2 separate regions of the Homo sapiens genome follow, and region 1 is linked to region 2. A link is a loop called in an ENCODE intact Hi-C map of the cell type or tissue named here. Cell type or tissue: B cell. All regions are shown on one strand. Links, peaks and the distances in the headings refer to the core of each region. The heading gives the core; the rest is flanking DNA.

The links. Peaks named below come from ENCODE experiments on the same cell type or tissue, not always from the same donor. Only the 100,000 strongest peaks of a DNase experiment are listed, where the experiment ranks them.
Region 1: a loop joins it to region 2, with 11 times the contacts of the local background. A loop is called at or near these places in 4 of 110 quality-filtered maps.

Annotation. Positions count from the first base shown.
Region 1 is chrX:154,744,741-154,753,629 of GRCh38, reverse strand. GAB3 (GRB2 associated binding protein 3) reads left to right here and starts at 2,553. Exons shown (of 10, transcript NM_001081573.3): 1 at 2,553-2,676. The coding sequence starts at 2,605. RefSeq lists silencers at 2,598-2,677, 2,848-2,907. In B cell, for the core only: a CTCF peak has its summit at 4,706 (motif pointing right); DNase peaks (open chromatin) are centred at 2,209, 2,759, 3,479 and 4,719; H3K4me3 peaks cover 1,840 bases; H3K27ac peaks cover 1,131 bases.
Region 2 is chrX:154,800,937-154,809,825 of GRCh38, reverse strand. It overlaps MPP1 (MAGUK p55 scaffold protein 1), which reads left to right and starts at 4,341. Exons shown (of 12, transcript NM_002436.4): 1 at 4,341-4,554. The coding sequence starts at 4,453. RefSeq lists a silencer at 4,217-4,376. In B cell, for the core only: no CTCF peak of the experiment used is centred there; a DNase peak (open chromatin) is centred at 4,285; H3K4me3 peaks cover 1,248 bases.

The sequences.
Region 1 (8,889 bases), core at 427-8,426, 56 kb after region 2:
GTTTTCCTACAGCAAATCAACATAGCCCCCTGGCACCTGGGATACAGCTATTCCTTTGCCAAATGTTATTTTTTCCCATTCAGCAGAGAACACTAGAAGCAGCTTACTTTCATCTAGCGGGAACAGAAGTACAACCTTAGGACTATATCTATTCTCTGGCTCACTGTCATAATCCACGTTGAATGGAGCTTGATTGTTGTGAATGTTGTGCTGGTTTATTACACTGATGACATATGTACTGGACCTGATGATCTAGAGGTAGCGAATACTCTAGATGCTTTATTAAGATACAAGTACACCACAGGGCAGGAGATAAGCCCCATGAAAACTCAAGAGCCTGAACCTCAGCAAAGTTTTTAGATGGTCTGGACCACGTTGGGTATTCAACATGTTGTTGTACCGCTTACCACCTACCACTCAGAAAGAGGCACGGCATTTGGTGTGGATGTTTGAATTTTGTAGGCAACATATGCTACATTTAATTGTGCCGCACCAATGCACTCAGCAAGTCATCTGTAGGGTTGCATGTTTTCGGGGAGAGATCCAGGGCAAGAAAAGGCTCTGTGACAGGTCCAGGCCACTTGACCCTTATGACCATGTAGATTCAACAGGTACAGGACCTTTGACACACTGGGAGGCTACACGGAGCCTCTGGCAAGTCCCAGTAGGAGAAACACACAGCAAAGCCCTAGAGTTTTGAAGTAAACCATGCCCTCTACCACAAAAGAAGTATTTTCCTTTTGACCAACAGCTTCCAGCTTGCTCCTGGGCTGTGGCAAAGTCTGAATGCTTGACCATGGGGCACCAAAGAACCATGGAACTTCAGCTGCCACTGATAAATTTGGTGCTATTTCATCCTCTTTTGGAAGTGGAATATTTGAGACCAGACTCAAGCAGGTCTGGAAGGTACAGGAAAGTTGCTAGAGCAGGTGGCTCACATCTTTGTGGCCCCTGCTGCTGCATGATCACCATTCCCTGGACTTACACCCAGAATGTCGTAGGGAGTTCCTCATGACCAGGTCTATCGGTCAAGGTTTCAAAAGGAAGCAAACAGTAGACTCAAGGGGTTGAAATGAGGAAAGTATAATTAAGGGATTTTTTTTTTAACAGAGGTGTAAGCAAGACTTAGAGAATTAGCAATGCATAGTGGGGCTCTCAGGGACTGGCAACAGTTGATATGGCCACAGCCACTGCTAAGTGCTCAAGCTGCCCACAGGCAGAGACAAACAATGAACCCTTAATAACAGCATTCCCTGGGGGGACCAGACAGCCACCTGGACTGCCATCTGGAAGGGGCAGCAATTTTTTCTCACTTGAACAGGTACTAATTTTGTACATGGATTCGCTTTTTTAAAATTCACATTTCTGCTGGCACTCCTGCCCATTGACTTACTGAACCCATTATTCACACTGACATTATCTCACACAAGAAAATCATTATAAGCCAGTGTGCGCATGCTGATGGACTCCACTGGTGTTACCATGTTAGCTCATCACCCTGAAGCATCTGGCCTGATAGGATGGGAGGTTGGTCATTCTGTTGAAGATGCTAGCAAACGTCACATAGATGATACCCACAAAAAGCAGAGGGTGGTGCTTAAGTGGATGGGCTCTTGACACAGCTCTGGCTGCCTATGGATGATTTTCTCGTGTGGCTCTCGACAAGTGACACTGTCATCCTGTTTTTCATTTTAGTAACCTGCAAAATTGAGATAATAATAAGAGCCCTTTGACAGGGTGTTGTGTGGATTCAATGAGATAACGCCTGGAAAGTGCTTAGCACAATCGCTGGCATGGTGTTAGCTTGGCAGTAAGGAAGGTCACAAGTGTTAGGTGCTCATGATTGTTATTTTTACTTAGCGTGGTCAGCACACTAGTTGGCACAATCGACTTTAGATCCATCTTTTAAAACCTTCGAGTCAAAGAGATTGCAAACAGCACTACCTTTTGAGTTTGGGTCATTTGGGTTCATTAAGACATTTAGACCGTTTAGCCGGCAAAGCTTATCACTGAATACAACGATCTTTGGGGGAGGGACATAGAAAACACACTACTGTGCAAGCAATCAAGTGGAATAGGGAAGTCCAAGAGGAGTCTTGCTTTTGTTTCTCCGTGAACTATGCACATGGCAGATGCAGGTGGTACTTGGGTTTCAGCTCCAGGGTCCCTGAGACCCAGGGACCAGCCCGTTTGGCGTGGCGGATTGGGGATGGGGCATGAGGGCAACAGGTTCCAGGCTGTGCTCCCATTAGGTCGCAGGGCTCCTTCCGAGCGCTTTCTCGTGACCCTGGGTGAGAGTGGCAGGCGCCCTGCTGCGTAGGCTCCCCCCCCCACACCCCCCCCCCGGGCACAGCCGCTGGCGGAGCTGCAGTTGCTCGAAGGGGCTTCCCAGGCTTCGCTGCTTGCTTTTCCCGCCGTCTTGGGTTGCGGGCGGCGTCGGTTCCCTCCCCGGGGGCCGCGGCGGCCGGAGGCGGGGGTCGCAGCGGCCGCTCGGGGCGGCGCTGGGCGGGCGGGCGCTGGGCCCGCCCCGCCGGCATCCTTGGCCCGACTTCCTTCTGCCGCGGGCGGCTGGCCCAGCTGGAGGAAGCGGCGGCGGCGGCCACGATGAGTGCGGGCGACGCAGTGTGCACCGGCTGGCTCGTTAAGTCGCCCCCCGAGAGGAAGCTACAGCGCTACGTGAGTAGGGGCGCCGCCACCCGCCCGGCCTTCGCGTCCCGGGGCACCCGCCCGCGGGGCGGCCGCGGGGAGCCGCTGGGCTCCGGGCGCGCCAGGCGCAGCCGCTCCCAGCGCCCGGGACTGCGGGCGAGGCCGACGGACGGAAACCGAAATCGCACGTCGAGCCAGCTTCGCCGCTGTGCTAGGCAGCGGGCCGGAGACCAGGTGGCGCCTGCCCGCGGGGCTCAGGGACTCCAGACCGCCGCTGACTCTAGCGGAGGGAGGCGGGTTGGGGCTGAAACCTCAGGCGCCACTCTCCGTACAGGAGCGGCCAGGGAGACATCTCGAAAGCGTGCCCCTTTCTTTGGCTGGGGGTGGCTCTGAGACCCATCGCCCCGCGAAGGAGACGCGGCAGGGGATAGGGAGACTGACAGCCAGAGGGGAATTGCCTGCATTCCCCCTGGACCGTAAGGAGTAAGGAGTGCTGCTCTTGTAGCTGTCATCGGACACTGCTGTCTGGAACCCTACACAGTGTAACTCGTTTCTCATCGTGTAACTCCTTTCAGCTTCTTCTTAATGCTGACACCGCGCTTTTATAGTGCCAGCTGGACAACTGACTTTTACTAATATGAAATTAGGAATACTTGGAAGAGCGAATCTTCCTACCTATTCCATTACCGTTTTAAGATGTACTATCGACACCTCAAACGTTCATTATCTCCATCAGCGTCCTCACGATAAGGTCTTAAAAACATTCTGCTTAAAGACCTGATTGCTACTCAGTGTTTTTCAGCCATTAGGAAGAACCACTTCAGTCCCCAGGGAGTTGCATATAAATAGCTATTAGGACTTCTTGCTTTTTTTAGGCTGGGAGTAGCTGGATGGATTCATCTTGTTCTTAATTCCTAATTTCTCTGCAACTTCACTGCACGGTGGTAGGAACAAACTCGCGCATGTCTGCGCTCATCCAAAGCAGCCCACCCCAAATGTGGTTCAGCCTTGTGCTCTTGTCTATACAGTGCTCTCAAACTGCTGTCCTCTTCTGGCCAAATTTCACAACTGTTTTTGTTCCCACATAGATGAGGCACATATTGTGTGGAAGTTCAAGAGGTGGGATTATAAAAAGACTTTAATAATGTATGAATACTTCCAGAATGTGTGGCAGGAGATTTTCCTGAACATAGAGTTGCTCAAGCCCTCTTTCCCCATTCACATCGGGCTAGACAGTGTGTGTTTCTCTCTTAGGGGTCTTTGAAAAGATTTTTGTTGTTTGTTCTGCAGAACAGAACTTTAGAGGAAGGTTGTTCTATTTAGCACGTGAATATCAGGAGTGCATAAATACTGAGATTTCTCTAAGTGCCAGTGTGTCCCTACATCATTTGCTTTTGAGTCCAGGAGTCCATAAGCACAGGGTCCAATATCTCTTGGCCTCTGCATTATCCAGCTGCTTCCTTAACTGTGAAGCTACTCAAAGGAGGCAAGAGAAGAAAACCTGCTCCCATCACCTGCATGAGCAGGTGAGGCTTTTGTCACACAGTAGTGCTTGCAGTGTTGACTCAGGATGGGTTTCCTTGTTGTCCTTTGGAATGACAGACATTTTAAAGGTTCACTATACAATTTCAGTAGATGATACAGAAAGATGCCCCTGGAGGGCAAAGATTATAGAATATTTTATTTCCCAGTCTTTTTTTGTATCTTAAGCAGACTGGCTTAGGGAAGTTTATTAGTATTTCATCAACTTTGGGAAGGCATGAGTGTGTGTGCCTATTATCACACGCGGTTCATTCCTTTAGGGGATGTGGCAAGAGTGGACACTGCGCAGCTTAGAGATATGTGGGGCGTGTGATGATGGGGCAGTGACTAGACTTAAGACACAAGAGTACCTAGGTGTCATCTTACCAACACTCCAAGACATAAACCTTGATGTTTGGGAACTGTCTCTAAGAAAGATCATATCTAGTCAATGCTTTTTTCGCTGACAGGCATCTGTCCCTGGAACACACCACAGAAAGAATTCTTTTTCCTCTCATAGCTAAATTCTGCAGGAATCTTTTTCACCACTAGATGGTGATCATGTGTCACTTCGACGGGGCCTGGATAGGGCTGTTACAGCTGCTTAAATTCAATTCCTGTCACTCCCTCCCGTTAACGGAGCGCTAACTCCGAACTAGGCCCTGTGTTACAGGCTGGGAAGACAGAAAAAAAAGACTTGATTCCAGTTTATAGTTTAACATTTATAATAGTAACATAGCAAAACTAGTTATTGGCACAACCAGGACAATAACTCAGTTATTCGTGCTGCCAGGCCAGCAAGCAGCACTCCATCAATGTTTGCTGTTACAAATGGAAGCTCAGGCAGTTTTTAGGTAAACCTTTCAGTCCAAAGTAGGCTTGTACTTCATCCACTTGAATCCATCAGTGAAGACAATCAGAAAGTTATTTTTTATCACTGGTCTTTTAAAAGATAGTTATTTTCATCTGTATTTTTTGTTTCACAAGAAATATATTCTTATGTTAATAAATAGAATGAAAAGTGAAGACCCCCTTTAAATTTCCCCTACCCCGCTACCTTCCCTTTGCTCTCCTCCTTATTCCACTCCCCAACCCAGGGATAACAACTGTGAGCCGTTCAGTGAGTACCATTCTACAAAATTTTTCAGAAAATATATAATTTTCTTTTTGCACAACTGGGATCATATTCTACTAACGGTCCTGCAATTTGCTTTGTTCACAAACATCCTGGACATCTTTCCAGGTTAGTACATATAGATTTACTTCATTCGTTAAAGCATTGTCAAATATTCCTTGTAATACATATAATATAACAATTTCTCTATTGGTGAACATTTGGCTTGCATCTATTTTTATCCATTTTAAAGAGTCCTATAATAACAGTGATAATAAAGCTATAATAGTTCACTTTTATTGAATGTTTATATGTGCCAGGCACTACACTAAGAACTTGTATTAACTCATTTAGTTTTCAAAACAATGCCAAGAGCCAGGCACTGTTTTTGTCCCTGGATATAGGTTCTCTGGATATAGGTTCTTTGTTGCATATTTAATTTGCAAATATTTTCTAGCAGCCCATAGTTTTTGTCTTTTCATCCTCTTTTGAAGAACTAAAATTTAAAAATTTTAATGAAATCCCCAATACAATTTTTCTTTTATGAATCATGGATTTAATGTTAAATCTAACAACTCTTCATCTAGCCTAAGATCCTTTGTCACCCAGCCTTGACCTCTTGGGCTCAAGTGATCCTCCCACCTCAGTCTCCTGAGTAGCTGGCACTATAGCTGCTCCCCACCATGCACTGCTAATTGTATTTTTTGTAGAGAGGACAGGATTTCTCCATGTTGCCCGCAGGCTGGTCTCCAACTCTTGGCCTCAAGTGATCCTTCCACCTTGGCCTTCTAAAGTGCTGGGATTACAGGCGTGAGCCAATGTACCTGGCCTCTGAAAGTTTTATAATTTTATATTTTATATTTAGATATTTTATATTTAGATCTATGATCCATTTTGAGTAAATTTTATAAAAGCTGTGAGGTTTGTATCATGGTTTCTTTTCTTGCATACCGATTTCATTTGTTCCAGTACTATTTATTGAGTAGACTGCCTTTATTCCATTGATTTACTTTTGAAACATCATCAAAAACCAATTTACCTGAAGGGCACAGTGGCTCACGCCTATAATCCCAGCACTTTGGGAGGCTGAGGCTGGAGGATCTCCTGAGGTCAGGAGTTCAAGACCAGCCTGGCCAACATGGTGAAACTCTGTCTCTACTAAAAACACAAAAAAAATTAGCCAGGCATGGTGGTGGGCACCTGTAATCCCAGCTACTTGGGAGGCTGAGACAGGAGAATTGCTTGAACCCCAGAGGTGGAGGTTGCAGTGAGCTGAGATCACACCATTGCACTCCAGCCTGGGCGACAAGAGCAAAACTATCTAAAAAAAAATCCATTTACCATATCCATGTAGATCTATTTCTGGATTCTCTAGTCTGTTCCATTGATCTATTTGTTTTATGCCAACAACATGCTGTTTAATGACTAATGACTGTAGCTTTACAATAATTCTTGAAATCAGGTTATTTTAGCCCTCAAACTTTTTCTTTCTCAGAGTTGTTTTGGCTATTTTAGGTCCTTTGTTTTTCTATGGCAATTTTAGGATTGGTTTGTCAATTGATTTCACTGACCTCATATCCCATAGCCTTGCTAAACTCACTTATTAGTTCTAATAGCCTTGTCTGTAGTTGCAACCTGCAATACTATAAATGTTGCATAGAAATGACGAGAGCAGACATCCTTGACTTTTTCTTGATTTTAGAGGGAAAGCATTCCATTTTTCACCTTTTAAGTATGTTAGCTGTAGGCTTTTTGTAGGCACCTTTTACCAAATTGAGGAAGCTCCCCCATCTTGCTAGTTTGCTGAGGCTTCTTCTCATGAGTTGGATTTTGTTGTGTTTCCTGCATCTATAAAAATGATGATATGTTTTTTATTTTTTAGTCTGTTACTATGGTGAATTACACTGCTTGATTTTAAATGTTGAACCAACCTCGAACTTATGGGATAAACTTCAGTTGGTTGTAACATATTATTCTTTTCATATATTTCTGGATTTGCTTTGCTGATAGTTTGGCTGAAGATATTTGTCTCTGTCCATGAGGGATATCGGTCTGCAGTTTTCCTTTTTTATGCTATCTTTGGTTTTGATATTAGCATAATGCTGGCATCATAAAATGAAATCAGAAGTTCTCCCTCCTCTTGTATTTTCTGAAAGATGTTGTGTAGAATTGGTATTCCTTCTTCCTTAAATGATTGGTAGAACTCACCATTGAAAACATCTGGGCCTATACTTTTCTTTTTGGGAAGGCTATCAACTACAAATTTTCTTTCTTTCTTTTTTTTTTTTTTTTTTTTGAGATGGAGTTTCACTCTTGTCACCCAGGCTGAAGTGCAGTGGCACGATCTTGGCTCGCTGCAACCTCCACCTCCTGGGTTCAAGAGATTCTCCAGCTTCAGCCTCCCGGGTAGCTGGGATTACAGGTGCCCACCACCATGCCTGGCTAATTTTTGTATTTTTAGTAGAGACAGGGTTTTGCCATGTTGGCCAGGCTGGTCTCGAACTCCTGACCTCAGGTGATCCACCCGCTTCGGCCTCCCAAAGTGCTAGGATTACAGGTGTGAGCCACTGGGCCTGGCCAAATTTTATTTCTTTAATAGATATAGGGCTATGTGGGTTATCCATATCTTCTTGAATGAGTGTCGTTAGTGTCTTTCAAGGCTTTTCTCTATTTTGTCTAAGTTCTTGAATTTATTGGCAGAAAGTTGTTCATTATGTTCCCTTATTATCCTTTAAATGCCTGTATGATTTGTAGTGATGCCTCAGTTTTCATTTATTACATTAGTTTTTAGGAACCATCCTTTGGTTTCGTTTATTTTCTCTACTTTCTCCCTGCTTTCAATTTCATTAATTTATCCTCTTATCTTTATTATTTTCCTCCTTTTGATTGCATTGGGTTTAATTTAATCACTTCTTTATCTAGTTCCTTAGGGAGGAAACTTAAATTACTGATTTGAGACCTTTCTTATTTTCTAATATAAGCATTTAGTGCTATAATCTTCCTTTTTTTTTTTTTCTGAGACTGAGTCTCGCATTGTCACCCAGGCTGGAGTGCAGTGACACAATCTTAGCTCACTGCAACCTCTGCCTCCTGGGTTCAAGCAATTCTCCTGCCTCAGCCTCCTGAGTAGGTGGGATTACAGGCACCTGCCACCATGCCTGGCTAATTTTTGAATTTTTAGTAGAGATGCGGTTTCACCATATTGGCCAGGCTGGTCTTGAACTCTTGACCTCAAGTGATCCAGCCCACCTTGGCCTCCCAAAGTGCTGGGATTACAGGCGTGAGCCACCACACCTGGCCAATCTTCCTTCTAAGCACTACTTTAGGTGCATCCCACAAAATTGGATATGTTGCATTTTCATTTTAATTCATTTCAAAGTATTATTTAATTTTCCCCTGAGATTTCCTCTTTGATCCAAGGGTTTTCTGGAAGTTTATGTAATTTCCCAATATTGGAATTTCTAGATATCTTTCTATTATTAATTTCTAGTTAAATTCCATTATGATCTAAGAACAAACTCTATATGATTTATATTCTTTAAAATTTGTTAAATGTATATCATGGCCCACAATATAGTTTCACTTCATGTACATAAGCACTTGAAAAA
Region 2 (8,889 bases), core at 307-8,306:
TATTTTTATTTTTTATTTCAAAATTATTTGGGTAGAGGTGGTTTTTAGTTACATGGATAAGTTCTTTAGTGGTAATTTCTGAGATTTTGGTGCACCCATCACCTCAGCAGTGTACACTGCACCCAATGTGTAGTCTTTTGTCCCTCATCCCCCTCCCACCCTTTCCCCCGAGTCCCCAAAGTCCATAGTATAATTCTTATGCCTTTTGTCCTCATAGCTTAGCTCCCACTTATAAGTGAGAACATACAATATTTGGTTTTCCATTCCTGAGTTATTTCACTTAGAATAGTGGTCTCCAACTCCATCTGTGAGTTGCCATTATTTTGTTCCTTTTTATGGCTGAGTAGTGTTCCATGGTGTATATATACCATATTTTCTTTATCCATTTGTTGGTTGATGGGCATTTAGACTGGTTCCATATCTTTGCAATTGCAAATTGTGCTGCTATAAACATGTATGTACAAGTGTCTTTTTCAAATAATGACTTCTTTTCCTCTGGGTAGATACCCAGTAGTGGGATTGCTGGATCAAATGGTAGTTCTACTTGTAGTTCTTTAAGAAATCTCGGTACTGTTTTCCACAGTGGTTGTACTAGTTTCCATTCCCACCAGCAGTGTCAAAGTGTTCTCTTTTCACCACATTCACACCAACATTTATTCTTTTTTGATTTTTTTTTATTATGGCCATTCTTGCAGGAGTAAGGTGGCATCTCATTGTGGTTTTAATTTGCATTTCCCTGATAATTAGTGATGTTGAACAGTTTTTCGTATGTTTATTGGCCATTTGTATATTTTGAGAATTGTCTATTCATTCCTTTGCCCACTTTTTGATGGGGTTATTTTTTTCTTGCTGATTTGTTTGAGTTCCTTGTAGATTCTGGATATTAGTCCTTTGTCATCAGATGCATGGTTTGCAAATATTTTCTCTCATTCTGTGGGTTGTCTGTTTACTCTGCTGATTATTTCTTTTGCTGTGCAGAGGCTTTTCAGTTTAATCAGGTCCCACCTATTTATTTTTGTTTTTGTTGCATTTGCTTTTGGGTTCTTGGTCACGAACTCTTTGCCTAAGCCAATGTCTAGAATAGCTTTGCCAGTGTTATCTCCTAGAATTTTTATGGTTTCAGGTGTTAGATTTAAATCTTAGATCCATCTGGAGTTGATTTTTGTACAAGGCGAGGGATGAGGATCCAGTTTCAATTATCTACATGTGGCGTGCCAATTTTCCCAGCACCATTCGTTGAACAGGGTGTCCTTTCCCCATTTTATGTTTTTGTTTGTTATGTCAAAGATCAGTTGTTTGTATTTGGCTTTATTTCTGTGTTCTGTATTTTGTTCCATTGGTCTACATGCCTATTTTTATACCAGTACCACGCTGTTTTGGTAACTACGGCCTTGTAGTATAGTTTGAAGTCGGGTAATGTGACCTTAGATTGTCTATTTGTGCTGTTTTAGACTTTTTGATATGGGCATTTAATGCTATGAATCTTCCTCTTAGCACCACTTTTGCTGTATCCCAGAAGTTTTGATAAGTTGTGTCACTATTATCATTCAGCTCAAAGAAATTTTTGATTTCCATCTTGATTTCATTGTTGACCCAAATACCATTCAAGAGCAGATTATTTAATGTCCATGTATTTGTATAGCAAAAGTCCTATCCTGAGGGTCTGTTTTCTGAGGCCACCCCATTTCTGACACCTGTTTTCTTAGCCTATGTTTGGTAGAAAGCAAAGCCTGGAGCAAAACATATGTGGTAAATCTTTAGTGAAGGATGCAATCCCATGGGTGTAAGAGTGAGGGAATAAATGAAGTGAGGTAGGGAAGGATGGAAACAAAATATACTTTGGTGTGCTACTGAGTTCGCCACTGTTACTCAAGAAAACACAGCTTATCTCACAGTCTTCCTGAATGCTTCCAGAAGAGTTGTATAGAATCACACCATCTTGAAATGGTTGAGGAAAGGAATTGATCTGCCTACGGGTGTTTGTCTCATTTCTGTCAGTGGTCAAAGTTCACCCTATTAGGTGTTTGTTAGTTTCCTCACACCTCTGAGTTGTGTTACCTTGGTCCTGGTAGTCAGTAGGAAAGCCAGATCCCACACACCACAGTTCAATCCTGAATCCAAAAGTGGTAGGAGTCATCAGAGCCTCCATGGATCTGGTCAGGATGAGCTTGAGTGCAGAAGCTCCTGCTGCAGTGAGTGCAGTAGAGGTCATTTCAGAACCTAGCCCTCACTTTAGAAAAGTGAAGGAGTCAGAAGTGTCAGGAGATGTGAAAACGTCAGTGGCAGTCAGGGATTTCCATTGATCAAGTGCCTGATCGCCTGGGAAGTAGATAAGGCTGAGAAAATATGGAAGGAGTATAAATTGGAGCAAGGCCATCCATACTATGGTTTTCGTACCTGGACAAACAAGGCAACTCTAGTCCTGAATATTTTGCAGATGCACAGAGGGAGACCTGGAAGGTTACAGACCAAACTGGGAATAGTTGTTCCCTCTAGGAGCAGAATTGCTGGCTCAGAGGGTAGATGTATGTTCAACTGTAAGAGATAATGGAAACCCGTTTTCCTTACAACTGGTACCAATTTAGACTCCCACCAGCAATATTCAATAAATCATATGGATTCACATCCTCCCCAACACTTGGTACTGTTAGACTTTTAAATTTTTGACAACTGAATGGGTGAACAGTGGTATTTCATTGTAGTTTTGCTTTGCATTTTCCTGATCACTAATGATGTCGAACATCTCTTTATATGTATGTTTATTGGCCATATGCGTCTCTCTGTTGGTGAAATGCCTATTCATGTGTTTTGCCCACTTCTTTACTGGATTGTGTTTTTCTTAATAATTTGTAGTCCTTTATATATTCGCAATTGGAATTCCTTGCCACTTATCTGTATTGAAAATATTTTCTCCCAATGCACAGCTGTGTTTTTTGCTCTTTATGGTGTCTTCATAAATTAAAATTCTTAAAGTCAAAGTTACCACTATTCCATTCTATGGTCAATGGTTTGTCTACATTGTTTAGAAATCTGTATCCCAAAGTCTAAAAGTTCCTTGCCTATGTTTCCTGTCAAGAGCTTTAAGGGTATGTTTTTGACATTTAATTCCTTAATCCATCTGGAATAGATTATTATTATTTTCCATATCACATGAATGAGGATTCCAATTTCATCTTTTCCAATATAAATAACCATTTTCCAGCGTCAGTTAATAAAATGTCCCTGTTTACTTACCTAACATGCCACTTCTATCATATACCACATTTCTATACTTGCATGGTTGCGTTTCGGGGTTCTCTATTCTATGCCATTGCTCAATTAATCTATCCATGCCTCAATATCACAGTCTTAATTTCAATCTCTCCCCCCCCACCCCACCCCCCCCTCCCCCCCCGTTCGTTTAGAGTGATCTTGAGGAAGGGAACCGTCATTCACATGAGTTCGGCCTCTTGGTAGAGAAAACTGGGCAATGCAGCTCTAAACTGTTGCCCTTGGATTTTCTCCTCTTGGCTATGAGCTCCTCCTTCCCAGGAAGCTTTGAGGAAGGTCAGAATAAGATTACATGTAGTGATGAACTGCTTCTAATACTGTGAGGCTACTAGCTTGGGGTAGGGGACCAAGAGCCGTACAAGCCCATTAAATGTTTGTTTTGTTCAGAAAGCCTTCCATCGCTGTGACTGGTGTTTGAATGTCTCCAATGCGTTAGGATGCTAAGGAATCCTCCTCTAGGGTTACTAAGGAATGTTTGCTGCCTTTGCTTTCGCTGAGCCGGAAAAATTTTGTGGCATTTACAGCAGGAGATCTGCCCTAAGTAAAAACAGTTTGGTTTTGAAGGCAATAAGATGTTTCATCATCAAACAGCACACAACAATTAAATGACAGGGTGCAGCAGCACAGCAGCCTTAAAGGCATTTTCGCAATGTCCAGATCTCAAAGGGTAATGCTGCGCCCGCATCAATTTATGGGAAGAGTCTAGAGTTCACCTACATCTTTTGAACTCCACTAAGCCGGCCGATTCTGATTTCCCTTGTTGCCTCCCTGCAATCCCCACGAATTTGGCCAGGGCACCCGGGCGGCTCAGGCCCAACGGGGCGTGGGCCGTGTGCTCAACCACCCAGAAGCTGGGGGCCCCCTCCCCTTTCTTATCTTTCTGGCATTCATCTCACGCGGCCACCTACAGCTACGACTTCCTCAGGCCCTTTAAGGGCCGCTTCTCGGAGCGCAGGGAGCCGCGGAGTCCGGGGCGTGGGAGACTTCCATGGGCGGAGCGAGGGCAGGAGTGGGCGGGCCGTAGGCGGAGCTCCGTCCGCGCCCTCCCGGCGCACCGCCTGCGGGGCGGTGACTGGCCCAGCCGCACCGCGTCTCCCGCCTTCTCCGCAGCCCCGCAGGCCCCGGGCCCTGTCATTCCCAGCGCTGCCCTGTCTTGCGTTCCAGTGTTCCAGCTTCTGCGAGATGACCCTCAAGGCGAGCGAGGGCGAGAGTGGGGGCAGCATGCACACGGCGCTCTCCGACCTCTACCTGGAGCATTTGCTGCAGAAGCGTAGTCGGCCAGAGGTGAGCGGGCCCCGCTAGTCCCAAGGGCGCTGGGCCGGGGCTCGGCCATTCATCTCGGGACTTTCCCTGTCCCGGTCCCTGTCCCCGGGGGGCCTGTCCTTGCGGGTCCTGGCCATAGGTCGGAGACCGCGATAGCCGGCGGGGTGAGGACAAGGCCAGCGCGCGGCCGGGTTCGTACCGGGCTGCTGGTGCAGTGGATCCTTGCCCCCAGCAGTCCTTCCAGTTGGAAATCAGGAGAGGCAGCGGCCTGGACAGTGCGCTTATTAAGGGCAAGGAAAACTTCCTCGTGGACGGAAGTCAGAGTAACAGAAAGTCTTTAAGGAACACATCAAGGAGTAGGTCTGCCTGGTTGTTGTTGAAGTGCTTGTGTTTGGGTCAGCAGAAATGATTGTAAAAGCCAGCTTCTGGTTCTAAAGAGCTCACTCACTGTTCCTCTTCATTTAGGCAGGTCCCCTTGTGCTATGGTGCAAAGAGGGTGGCCAGTGTATATTTGCGGGTGGAACAAGGAATCCAGATTCCAGGGATGGATGGCTGGTAAATAGCTATTAACCTCCGTCCTCAAAGATGCCCTAAGGGTAGGTTGTGCTTATCTGTTACTGGCAAATCTCTCCCAAACTCGCTGGTTTACAACACTGAGCATTTTCTTGTCTCTCATATTTCGTTTTGATTGGGCCCAGCAAGGTGGTCGTCACTCAGGGTCTGTCAGGTGGGGACACGGCTCACTTACTCATTTGGAGCCATGAGCCATGAGCCAGAAAATCAACCAGCAGCCTCTCCCTGTGGCTTGGTCTTCCTCACAGCATGCTGGCCAGGTCCCAAGGGGAAAATGTCCAGAGAGAACCAGAGAGCCAGGCAGAAGCTCAGAAGTCACAGCATGAACCTCCTTCCTAGACTGCAAGGTCTTCTAGGGCAGGGCCGTGTCATACTCACTTCTTTAAGTGCCCAATAAGTGGGTCCTCAGAAATGTTTGCTAAATTAATAAATGACTGAAGAGATGGACATTTGGGATTTACAGTAACCCTCCGATTTCACAGATGAAAAAACTGAAGGTCCCTGCAACATAAGGCAAGCAGTAGAGCTGTAGACTCTTTGGGCTAAGTGGCATTAACTCAAGGAAACAAGTAATGGGCATCAGAACTGAGGCTAGATTTTGTGTCTGCTGCACCGCATTGCCTTACCCTTTATATTCCACTCGAGTGAGGCATTCACACCTGCCTGTCATTTCAAATCAGGATTGCAACAGCCTGAGTTTAAATGAGTGCAGAAATAATACAGGCATGAAAGATGCTATTGTTATACAGATGATGAGACAAAATTACAAGTTCTGTTACCTGATTCCCCATAAACTTGGACTTGTGATTTTTTTCTTCCCCACAATCAGTACTCACTTGGCTGAGCCTCAACTATTTTTAAAAAATCTATTTATTTCTGGAAGTCTTATTGAGGTACACTTAGCATACAGTAGAATTCATGAAATTTAATTGTGTAGTTTGATGACATTTGACAGATGTATATAGTCATGTAACGACAACCACAATCATGACAAAGAATAAACATTTTCAAGGTTCCAGGAAGTTCCCCTGTGACCCTTGGCAGTCAGTCACCTTCCTCCACCTGGAACATGGCAACCACTGATCTGTCACTATAGATTTGCCTTTTCTGGAATTTTATATAAATAGAATCCTACAGTATGATGTATTTTGTGTCGGGGTTCTTATGTAAACCTATGTGTTCCCTTATGGGCATGCTTGAAAGACTGTGCCTTTTTGAAAAGAGGCCCTGTCACCACCAGTGTTATGTTGTGGGCACAACCTCTGAGTAAACAGCACGTTTTGTGGGGCTGTGAGTTTATACTGTAATATTGGAGATAGTCTACCAGTTAGCTAATTTGTTTGGTTTTTACTAACGGATTTGAAGAAGATCAAATAAGAAAACTTACTGAATCCCTGAATGAAATAGTATCCAGCTGTGCCAAAGTGAGCATCTGAGGGAGACTCTTCACACGATGAAGTGTGGCTTGACTCCACAACCTGCGGATTCTTATTTCTTTAGGTTCACCTTCCCTTTGGGGCTCTTACCAGTCTTTGCTGCAGCAGCAAGCTCTGCCTTTCACTTGCTGCATGGTTTTGGGCAAGCTGCTGAAGCTCTCTGTGCCTTAGGTTTCTCTCCTTTATGAAACTGGCAAGTTTGGAAGGTTGTGGCAACATTTACATGAGATAATGCTTGACAAGGACCTTGAGCCACACTGGGACATCCAGGGTAATGACCCAGTATCTCCCTAGGAGCTGCCTGCCCAGTAGTAGCAGTCAGAAAGTTTTCCTATAATGGCAAGATTTGAAGCAGGAAAACCTGTGAGGAAGTTGTTGGCTTCAATAGAAATTATAAAATTATTTTGCTGAAAGTTTCATTTAAAGGTGTCACTTTATGGAAAAAGGCTACCGATTCAAAACAAAGTTTCACTTCCAATTATAATCCACATTTAATACTGAAAGAATATTGTCTAAAGGTAATTTTGCAATAGGTTTGAATGTAGCCTATCTCCCCTATTTAAGTATATCTCCTTCCTTGGATAAACTAATTTTTTTTTTCTTTTCAATGTGGTCTAGGCAGGTTAATGGAGAAACTAATTTTATTAGCTCTCTCTGGCCTTGTTCTTCACAGCAGTATCCATTAATGCACATAAAAGTAGTTGTAAAATTCCCAATACTGCTTTTCTCTTCGGGCCTGTTTGAAGCAACACTTTCCCCAGGACCTGAAGCAATTGGTTGAGAATCCCTGAAAATTCTCTTGGGCCTATCCCACATCAAAAAAAAATCACCTAACAGATAAGTCAGGCTCCAGGCAAATTTCCACCAAGAAAACCTGTTTCTTGGTTCTTAGGCCATCACATGCAGCATTACTCCCCGCTGGTGGTCACTGAGTGTGACGCAGTGTTGTTTGTTGCCTACTCCAGGTCTGCTGCTGGAACTAAGAGGCAAATAAGGAAGGACGCAGACATGGAAACAAATACAGTAGTGTGGTGGTGATGTGATAGAAGCAGCTGTGGAGCGCTGTGGAGCAAGGAGGGGCACCCAGCACAGTGGGCTCTTGCATTTCGCAGTACCTAGGCTGTAACTGGCAGGTGGTACCTGGGCAGAGGGAACAGCCTGTGCACGGACACCAAGGTGCATGCCGAGTGCGGCACCTTCTGCGATGGCAGGAGGTTGAGTCTACGGTGTGCATGATCACTGACTCTGCTTCTGACTAGTTATAATTTCACCTGAGAAAGAACTTTCGCTGCAGACTTGGATCTTGCTGTTTCCTTTGCAAAGGAAATGGTTCCGTTCAAGGCTTTTCTTTTCACAGAACTGATACTAGAAAGTAAAGTGTAATTTTCAAATTATTTAGTCCTCTGCCCAATTTCCCCAGTATGTGGTGTGGTCTCAGCCAGTCTGCCTTTCCTGTCCTTCACTTCCAGGAACTTCATGACTTTTTTCTGTTTTTTGTTTTTTTTTTTTTTTTTTTTTTTTTTTTGAGACAGAGTTTTGCTCTGTCACCCAGGCTGGAGTGTAGGGGTGTGGTCTTGGCTCACTGCAACCTCTGCCTCCTAGGTTCAAGCGATTCTCCTGCCTCAGTCTCCCAGCTAGCTGGGATTACAGGCGCCTGCCAACACGCCTGGCTAATTTTTGTATTTTTGATAGAGACAGGTTTTCGCCATGTTGGCCGGGCTGGTCTCGAACTCCTGATCTCAGGTGATCCGCCTGCCTCGGCCTCCCAAAGTGCTGGGATTACAGGTATGATCCAGCGCCCTGGGCCTTTCATGACTTTTTTTTCAAAACTGGAAGGGCTTAGGATACCTTGCAGATAAGAATCTGCTTTTATTGTGGCTAAGCAGATTTGAGTTTCATCATGAACGTTCTATTCTTTTCTAACTCATTTGTTCTCCCTACACAAGACACTGAAGTATAATAGAATACCAGGAACAGATATTTCAGGTTAAGATCAATTCCCTTAAATTGGAGTTTGCCAACCTGGGCACTGTTAACACTTTGGGTCTGATAATTCTGTTGTAAAAAGTAATACCTCGCCGCTAAGTTGTGACAATCAATAATGTCCTGAGACAGTGTCAAGAGGGGAGACAAAATTAGTTGATGCAGAGATTTTTCTCCTAAGCAGTGAGTTGTCTCTAACCTTTCAGTGTTGCTAAAAAAGAACTCTGGGTGTGGAGTGTAGAAAGGCAAGACTAAATAGCCATATTTCCAAAATTGGCTGGGGTAGGGGAAGTGACGCCAGAGGAGGGGAAGAGGAACTTTCGTAACATAGTCTTGCTTTTCTTTTTTTCTTTCATATGAAGAA